Linked DNA regions of Homo sapiens: region 1 is linked to region 2. A link is an interaction called in ENCODE POLR2A ChIA-PET data of the cell type or tissue named here. Cell type or tissue: PC-3. All regions are shown on one strand. Links, peaks and the distances in the headings refer to the core of each region. The heading gives the core; the rest is flanking DNA. Region 1 overlaps LOC124900824 (a long non-coding RNA gene). Region 2 has its middle 56 kb from the start of RWDD4.

Region 1 (4,401 bases), core at 307-4,306, 160 kb after region 2:
ATGTGAAATGTCCAGACTGGGAAAGTCTATAAAGACAGGAAATAAACTATTGGCCATTCAGGGCTGCAGAATGACGCAGCAGGGATGGGGAGTGACTTGATAACAGCCACAGGGTGTCTTTTTGGGTGATAACAATGTTTTAAAATTAGATATGTGGTAATGGTCGAGTAACTGGGAATATACTAAACCCCAGTGAACTGCACGCTAAACGTGGTGGAATTTTATAATCCATGAGTATCTTAAAGCTGTTTTATAAAACACAGGATACCCAGTTAAATTTGAATTTTATGAATAGATAAATCATGAAAAGAAATTTAGTATAAGTATATCCCAAGCAATATTTGGGACATATTTATATTTAAAATATTTTCATTGTTTATCTGAAATTCAAATTCATTGTTTATCTGAAATTCAAATTTAACTGGATGTCTGGTATTTTGTTTGGCAACTCTATGCTTCTAAATGTCTCAGAAAGCATCAATCTACAGCAAGAGTAAGAAGAAATAGTTCATGTGATGTCATTTAAATAGATTTAAAGAGACTTCTATATACTTTGGGCATCAAAAAAGCTTAATTAACTGAGAGTAAGAACTTCTTGATTTAATGTTAATTTTAAAAATTCTACTTGTAGCCACCAAGGTGGAAAACATAGCTTTTATTATTAAACATTTCCAAAAATCAGGCTGGGCGCAGTGGCTCACACCAGTAATCCCAGCACTTTGGGAGGCTGAGGTGGGTGGATCACCTGAGGTCAGGAGTTCGAAACCAGGCTGGCCAACATGGTGAAACCCCGTTTCTACTAAAAATACAAAAATTAGCTGGGCTTGGTGGTGGGTGCCTGTAATCCCGGCTACTTGGTAGGCTGAGGCAGGAGAATCTCTTGAACCTGGGAGGCAGAGGTTGCAGTGAGCCAAGATTGAGCCATAGCACTCCAGCCTGGGTGACAAGAGCAAAACTCCGTCTTTAAAAAAAAAAAAAAATTTAAAGAAAATCATAGAAAATGCTGAGAGGTGAGAAGGACCGGATACTTTATAAGATCCTCCTAATCTTCACAGCTTATAATCTTGCCATTAAATCAGAAACATTATGGGGGAAGTTCAAGAGTGTGGAACTTTAAAAAATGTTTGGCTTGTTTGAGTACATGAGAAATTAGTATAAATATTTACCATATAGTGATTGTCAAACAATGGGATTTACTTATTGTTACACTTTATGGGAGAAAATGAAAATCTCTTCAAGTAAAGTTTATATACATACAAAATCCTCCCCTGGATGTTTGCTTTGGTTTTAATGGGATGTTTCAGTTTGCAAATACTGGTAAGCAGAGTTGTTTAAAGTTGGAACTTGGATAAAGGTCATTTTAGCAGAGCAGCCACACCTCTGCTCTGATACTGGAAGAACCAGCATAAAATTGCTACAGTGGCATAAGTCAATGCAAGATTATGAAGCAATTAACTAGCAGGTTGTGTCGTAAAACTCTGTTCACACTTTTAGTACAGGGGTAAAAGAGGTCAATATTGTTTTTCTTATTTTATAAATTGAAAAACATAAACCTGCAATACGTTGCTCTGACTTTAATAATTTGACCAGTTGGAATTAGAATGTGTTGGAGTTACATGCTGCAACATTTAACCAAGCCTTAGATTTCTGATTAAATATTTTAAATATATAATAGATACAGAATTAACCTTCACACACTCTGATAGCTCAAATCTCTCACTATGATATTGGTGTGATAATGAATTAAAATAAAAATTATAGGTTAAAATAAATTTAAATTAAATTAAATTGACAAGTTCTATGTAGGTTCAGAGAAAGAGACCAAATCCTTCTCCTTGAGTAATTTCAGTGCTTATATGGAATATAAGGGATGCCAACATTAGGCAACGATTTTCAGGATACTTTCCTCTTTCAACTTACACCTAGAGTTGTAAAAAATCCTTCATGTAGGTGACACATTGAGATTCAGATCCTAAGAGGATATGGCATAATTGTTCTCCTTTTAAAAATTTCATTTTGAGGGCTAACATGCTGTTTTCTCTTATTTTTAGTTGACACATGATCATTGTACATACTCATAGGATATAGAGTGATATTTCATTACATGCATACAATGTATAATGATCATATCGGGCTAGTTTGAATATCCATTGCCTCAAACGATTATCATTTCTCTGTGTTATGAACATTCAAAATCCTCTCTTCTAGCTTTTTGAGAGTATACAATAAATGATAGTTAACCATATTTATCCTACAGTGCTACAAAACACCGGAACTCATTTCTTCTATCTAGCTGTAATTCTGTATCTATTAACCAACTTCTCATCATCCTCGGTTCCTCTTTGCCCTTTCCAGGCTCTAATGCTAAGGGCCAAATCTTCATATAAAAAATAGTTGTGAAGAAAAGAAAGTTGGCCAAACCAGGATCACGGCCGTAATCCCAGCACTTTGGGAGACTGAGGCAGGAGGATCATTTGAGGCCAGGAGTTCGTGACCAGCCTGGGTAACATAGTGAGACCCCCATCTCTACAACAACAACAACAAAAAAAAAAAAAAAAAAGAAAGAAAAAAGAAAAAAAAATAGCCATGTGCCACGCACCTAAAGTCTCAGCTACTTAGAAGGCTGAAGCTAGAGAATCTCTTGAGCCCAGGTGTTGGAAGCTGCAGTGAGCTGTGATTGCACTATTGCACTCAGCCTGGGTGACAGAGTGAGACTCTGTCTCAAAAAAAAAAAAGAAAAAAAAAAAAGAAAGAGTTTGTAATTTTTTAAAGTTAAGAAATAGAATTGAAGAGGCTGAGCAGTATCTGGAAACAAAAATCCACTTAAAAACACTCATGTAGCTAATGCCATTCCCTAGATTCATGAGGGCTTTTTTCTGCTGAAACTCTCGAGGAATGAAGCGTTTCTGGGACATGAGCAGGGAGAATGCATATAACCCTCAGAGCTGAGATCATGCACCTCCGACTCTTCCTCCTTGTCCAGTGTTGACTAACGTGGTCTACTGGATTCTGGTCCAGCCATGTTAATTAAGGTGACAATACAAATGAAGTTCAAACTTCCCTAACACACGAAGCTAAGAAATCACAAAATGGAAAAGTCTGAAAGGTCTCAAAACTGGAGCCAGTCTGTAGAGCTGGGGAAGATGATGTGCTTATTGGACTCAACCCAAGAGACTAGTTCCAAAGGAGGGAGACCTGGAAAGAGAAAGAGGTTACTGTGTTGGCATGGCTAAAGGATTTAATTAGAATCTCTCATTAAAATTAACCACATTTCACAGACTTCAGTCGGCAAGAATATTGGAAAATGATGCACAAGGCTGGGAAAAAAATGATCCGTGGTGCTGGATCCATGATCTACTTGGAATTAGTGTAAAAAGTGAGATGAACTTCACTAGGGCTAAATCTCCTGCTTGTGGGTAAGAAAATAACCAATTTCTTTTCATTCATTCTTAAAGACCAAACATGCTTAAAACAAATATTGCCTTTCCCCCTCTAATGTTCATTCTGTACTGGAAGTATTCTCTTTGCTATTTCTTTAAAGTTTTAGTGTAGCCCCTTGGGTCCAGTTTCAGTCAATCAAATAAGAAAAATATTAGTACCACTCCCAGCCACTTGAGCTAATGCATTGAATCAATAATCTGTTTCAATTTATATTATGTAACATACATTATTATATATTTATATTAAAAAATTTAGTCCAGTCCAACATAGTGTTCCTTCCTTTCTGATCCAACATCCTTATTGGGCTTCCACACATGTCCTTCTGGTTTCTGTTGATATAAATTGGTGTATTATAATCTTACGGCTTATATTTCATACCTGTTGGGGCCTGCTGGGATTTGTGTCTGTTCTAGAATCAATGAGAAACGGGTGGGGGTGGGGCTGACCCTGACCCACTGCTCCTCCTAAGGAGGGTCAGAAGTCCTTTGTAAGGCAACCACTTCAGAAGAGACCATTGCAGGACCTTCAGCCATGAGGACAATAATCTCCTTAACCAGGCTAAAAAGGGCTGCTTCTACCAGCAAAGAAGACTTGGCAGATCTGGGGACTTCAGGCCCCCTGCCACATCGAATATGCCTACATACTCCCTTCCCAATTTTTATGAGTCCCTCTCCTTTCCAATCATTGCCTTAACTTTAGCAAAGGAGATCCTGTAAGGTTAAATTCAATTGAATTGAACTTTGGGTTTGGTTTTCAGAAATCTTGACTCTAGCTACAAGAAAAGATGCTTTTTTTGGCGAGGGGGAGGGCAGTCATAGAAGATTTCTAGTCCTTTAGCCAGACCTTGAGTTGGGAATTTAAAGCCCTAAGCTCATCATTTTCTTTCTCCAAGTGCTGCAGAACACTTCAAAATCAGCAAGCAACCCCATTATGTGTAAAGTGTTCTATGGCAGGAGCTAC
Region 2 (4,401 bases), core at 254-4,253:
ACTCTGTCTCAAAAATCAAAAACTCCCAACAAGGAACTACTGGTCTAGTGAATGAATATCATCATATTCACACCTATGCTTCATGTTCATTTCAATTGTTTTAACACTTTGTATTAAGACAGCTCTGTTTCTCTGGAGGTCCTGCTGAGACTTCTAGCTGTGTGCCACTGGCAATGAAACCCAACATATTTACCATACACACTTGTGAGCACATTCTTCAGATATCCCTCTGAATTATAATTGTAGCTGTTGTAAGTCATTTTGGGACAGTCTGCCCTCGAGGAACCAAAACAAATAAATAGAAAAGATTATCTCTCAATAGCTTTAATTAATTTTGTTCCATTAGTCTTGCACTTTCATACTGCTATCACATAATTATTTGTAAATTATATTCATAACTGTTTCTTAATTTGTAGTAATTTTATCACTCAGAGGATAATAGTTAATTATTTTCCCTATAATTATCATGGAAGAAAAACAGGGCTCTTTAAAACTGTGAAATTAAATTGGAAAGGAATTTCAAACAGCCACACTTCCCTTTGCCCTGACATCCCAGATGGTGTCTATGGTTTGTGTTCACAGTTATGCAAAATGACAGATGTCAGGAAGCAAATATTTTCAGCATATTAATAAGAGTGAATGCACTGCCACCTTCTGCATTGCAGCCATGCACTGACACAGAATGCTGATAACTCTCAGATGGAGCAGACGAAAAGGCTCAGGTACACTCCTGGATTGTTTAGTGTCTGGAGCAGTCAATGGAAAATCAAAACACTGAAGATCTAGCACCTACTCCACCAGAGACTCACTGTGTGACTTTGGTCATGTTCCTTTTAGGAGACAGGGATATGAACTAGTAAGTAGAGAAGTAAGACTAGTAAGCAGAGAGCCACATCTCATTGATTCAGCATCATCATCAGAGATGAGATGGTGCACACACCATAATTCTCCAAATAGCTGAAGCTTATTTTAAGCTCTGACATGTTAATTTTTATCAATTTTGAAGGAAATCCCTCTAAAACATATCATACAGTCATATTGTTTCTTAAAGTGAATGACATAAAACATAATTTCAACCTCCTCTTTAACCAACACAAAAATATATAATAGGCGGGGCGCGGTGGCTCACGTCTGTAATCCTAGCACTTTGGGAGGCTGAGGTGGGTGGATCACCTGACGTCAGGAGTTCAAAACCAGCCTGGCCAACACAGCAAAACCCCATTTCTACTGAAAATACAAAAAATTAGCTGGGCATGGTGGCAACTTGGCAGGCTGAGGCAGGAGAATTGCTTGAACCCGGGAGGTGGAGATTGCAGTGAGCTGAGATCATGCCACTGCACTCCAGCCTGGGCGACAAAGCAAGACTCTGTCTCAAAAAATAACAATAATAATAATAATAATAATAATAATAAAACAGATGGGACAAATAGGTAAATTTACTCCCAAATTTACATGACATGGAAATGGATTATGTGTGGCAGTTAAAAGAGATCTGCTGTAGTCAAAGAACTCTCTTCCCAACTTGACCATTTCCAAAAAGGCCTGCATCTGCTGGAGGTGACATGTCACTCTACAGAGGCCTCTGGGCCTGACTTCTCTTCCAGAGGGCTGAGACTTAGTATGTGGATTTGCAGGCCTAGTAGCCAGAGTCGCTGATCCCTCCGGCCTCCTCTGGAATGTGTTCTTGGATGAGTTAGGCTTTCTCAACACGTGAACGCAGTGTTTCAGGTCTATCCCCTAATCTTAAGTACTATGACCCTCTTACCTTCTAGGTGAGGGGTGCCCCCCTACTCTCTGTTCAAATCATGTTTCAGGTGGAATGGAAAGGTGATGTGTCTGGTTTTCAAATCCTTGTGCGTTGGAAGCATTGATGATGACGGCAGCAACCTCAGCTCATTCATTTTAGCTCCCTCTGCTGTTTCAGCAACATAGATCATTAAAACAAAAAACTACCACAGAAAACCAAACCAACAACAACAAAACCCCTAAGAACTCTATTTTTTTTTTTCTAAGAACTCTCAAGGAGAGGAAAAGGAAAGAAACTTAATTGGGGCTTGAAAGTTTTATAAAAGAAGCAATCTTTATATGAAAAACTAAAGAGGATATGGAATACACTTTTCTAAAATAGCTACTTTTTCTTTCACTGTGTCTTTTTATCATCATTAAAAATTATGTTCACATTAATAAATATTACCAATCTGATAATAATAATTTATGGCTTGGAGTTATTGATTTATTCTTCAACAAATATTTATGATCCCATTATGCACATAGTACATGGGGCTGGGTGCTGTGGATACACAGGGGAGGAAGAGAGTTGTTTTAATAATGCTCTTTAGCTGGGCACAGTGGTTCATGCCTGTAATCCCAGCACTTTGGGAGGCCGAGGCAGGCAGATCACTCAAAGTCAGGACCAGTTTGGCCAAGATGGCAAAACCCCATCTTTACTAAAAATACAAAAATTAGCTGGGTGTGGTGGCATGAGCCTGTAATCTCAGTTACTTGGGCGGTTGAGGCACAAGAATCACTTGAAACCGGGAAGCAGAGGTTTCAGTGAGCCGAGATTATGACACTGCACTCCACCCTGGGCAACACAGTGAGACCCTGCCTCAAAAAAAAAATACAAAAAGTAGCCAGGCACAGTGGCGCATGCCTGCAATCCCAGCTACATGGGAAGCTGAGGCAGGAGAATCACTTGAACCCAGAGGTGGAGACTGCAGTGAGCCAAGATCACTTCACTGCACTCCAGCCTGGGTGACAAAGAGAGACCCTGTCTCAAAAAATTAAAAAAAAAAAGATACTCTTTAATCTCATAAATCTGCATGGGTTTATTCCTGTTTTCATTGTCATAACCATTCCTTGGAAAATAGATGAAATCATTAATGAAGATTAATGTAATTTACTATAGATTTATTTTAAAAAATAAAACCCTTTAAAAGTTTTGTCTCTGATCTTCAAACCTATCATTAAAGGCAGTAGTATGAACCTTGAAAACAAACTTGGGCACGTGACCTAAACCTTCTGTGCCTTAGTTTCCTTAGTATAAATGGGATGCTGGCGATAACACTACTTCATATAGGATTGTTGGAAATAATAAATGAGTTAAATCACTTTAAGTGCTCAGGCTAATACCTGACACCCAGAAAGCACGAAATAAATGTTAGTTATTATCTTTATTCATTTGTGAATTCACTGAGCACCTACTATGTTTTTCCTATTCATATGAGCAAACATACAAAGACTTTATGCTTTGCTAATTGTTTCCATCATTTACAGCAAAATTTCTAAAAGACAAGTTTTCCATAATTGCCGTCTCTGCTTCCCTACTGCCGGTTCTCACTTAAATCCTCCATACTCTGGATCCTGACTTTGGTCCCCTTCAGTACCTGTATTCCTGAAAGGCCGTTAAAGATCCCCAAATTCCCCGCCGGGCTTGGTGGCTCACGCCGGTAATCCCAGCACTTTGGGAGGCCTAGGTGGGCAGATCATGAGGTCAGATCAAGACCATCCTGGCCAACATGGTGAAACTCTGTCTCTACTAAAATACAAAAAATTAGCTGGCGTGGTGGTGCTTGCCTGTAGTCCTAGCTACTTGGGAGGCTGAGGCAGAGGAATCCCTTGAACCCAGGAGGTGGAGACTGCAGTGAGCCGAGATCGCACCACTGCACTCCAGCCTGGCAACAGAGTGAGACTCCATCTCAAAAAAAAGAAAAAAAAAAAGATCCCCAAAGTCCAGTAAGACATTCACGTGGACCTTCTTCGTCTTGAAGTCTGGAAAGCATCTGCTGCCTGACATGTATTGTTCTTGTGGTTTCTCTGACACAGTGGTGGCAGAGTTCTTTTTTTTTTTTTTTTTGAAACAGGGTTTCACTCTTGTTGCCCAGGCTGGAGTGCAATGGCTTGATCTCAGCTCACCACAACCTCTGCCTTCGAGGTTCAAGCGATTCTTCTGCCTCAGCCTTCCAAGTAGCTGGGACTACAGGCATGTGCCACCATGCCGGCTAATTTTGTATCTTTAGTAGAGATGGGGTTTCTCCATGTCGGTCAGGCTGGTCTCGAACTCCCGACCTCAGGTGATCCACCTGCCTCGGCCTCCCAAACTGCTGGGATGACGGGTGTGAGCCGCTGCTCCTAGAGTTATTTTATCTCTGACTCTTTTTCTGTTTCCTTTGATCTTTCTTTTGTCCCAATGAGGCAGGGAACCTAAGGATTTCCTACAACTAAATCAAACGGAAACACTTCAGTAGGATAGGAAATGTCCTCTTCATTTACATAGGGCGTACACCGAGTAAATGACTTTATAACTTTACTTCATCCCCTTCATTTGCAAAGGGCATACAGTAAGTAACCAATGGAAACCTCTCGAGGGTATTTAAACCCCAGAAAATTCTGTAACAGGAC

The links. ChIA-PET counts read pairs that join two places held together with the same protein. Peaks named below come from ENCODE experiments on the same cell type or tissue, not always from the same donor. Only the 100,000 strongest peaks of a DNase experiment are listed, where the experiment ranks them.
Region 1: POLR2A ChIA-PET joins it to region 2 with 8 read pairs; 2 of 35 experiments call an interaction of 5 or more read pairs at or near these places.

What each region holds. Positions count from the first base shown.
Region 1 is chr4:183,759,176-183,763,576 of GRCh38, forward strand. LOC124900824 (a long non-coding RNA gene) reads right to left here. Exons shown (of 2, transcript XR_007058412.1): 2 at 1,560-3,195. Among named protein-coding and RNA genes, the nearest start is that of TRAPPC11, 100 kb to the left of the region's middle. In PC-3, for the core only: no CTCF peak of the experiment used is centred there; no DNase peak of the experiment used is centred there; H3K27ac peaks cover 1,382 bases.
Region 2 is chr4:183,600,961-183,605,361 of GRCh38, forward strand. No RefSeq gene overlaps it. Among named protein-coding and RNA genes, the nearest start is that of RWDD4, 56 kb to the right of the region's middle. In PC-3, for the core only: a CTCF peak has its summit at 1,914 (motif pointing left); no DNase peak of the experiment used is centred there.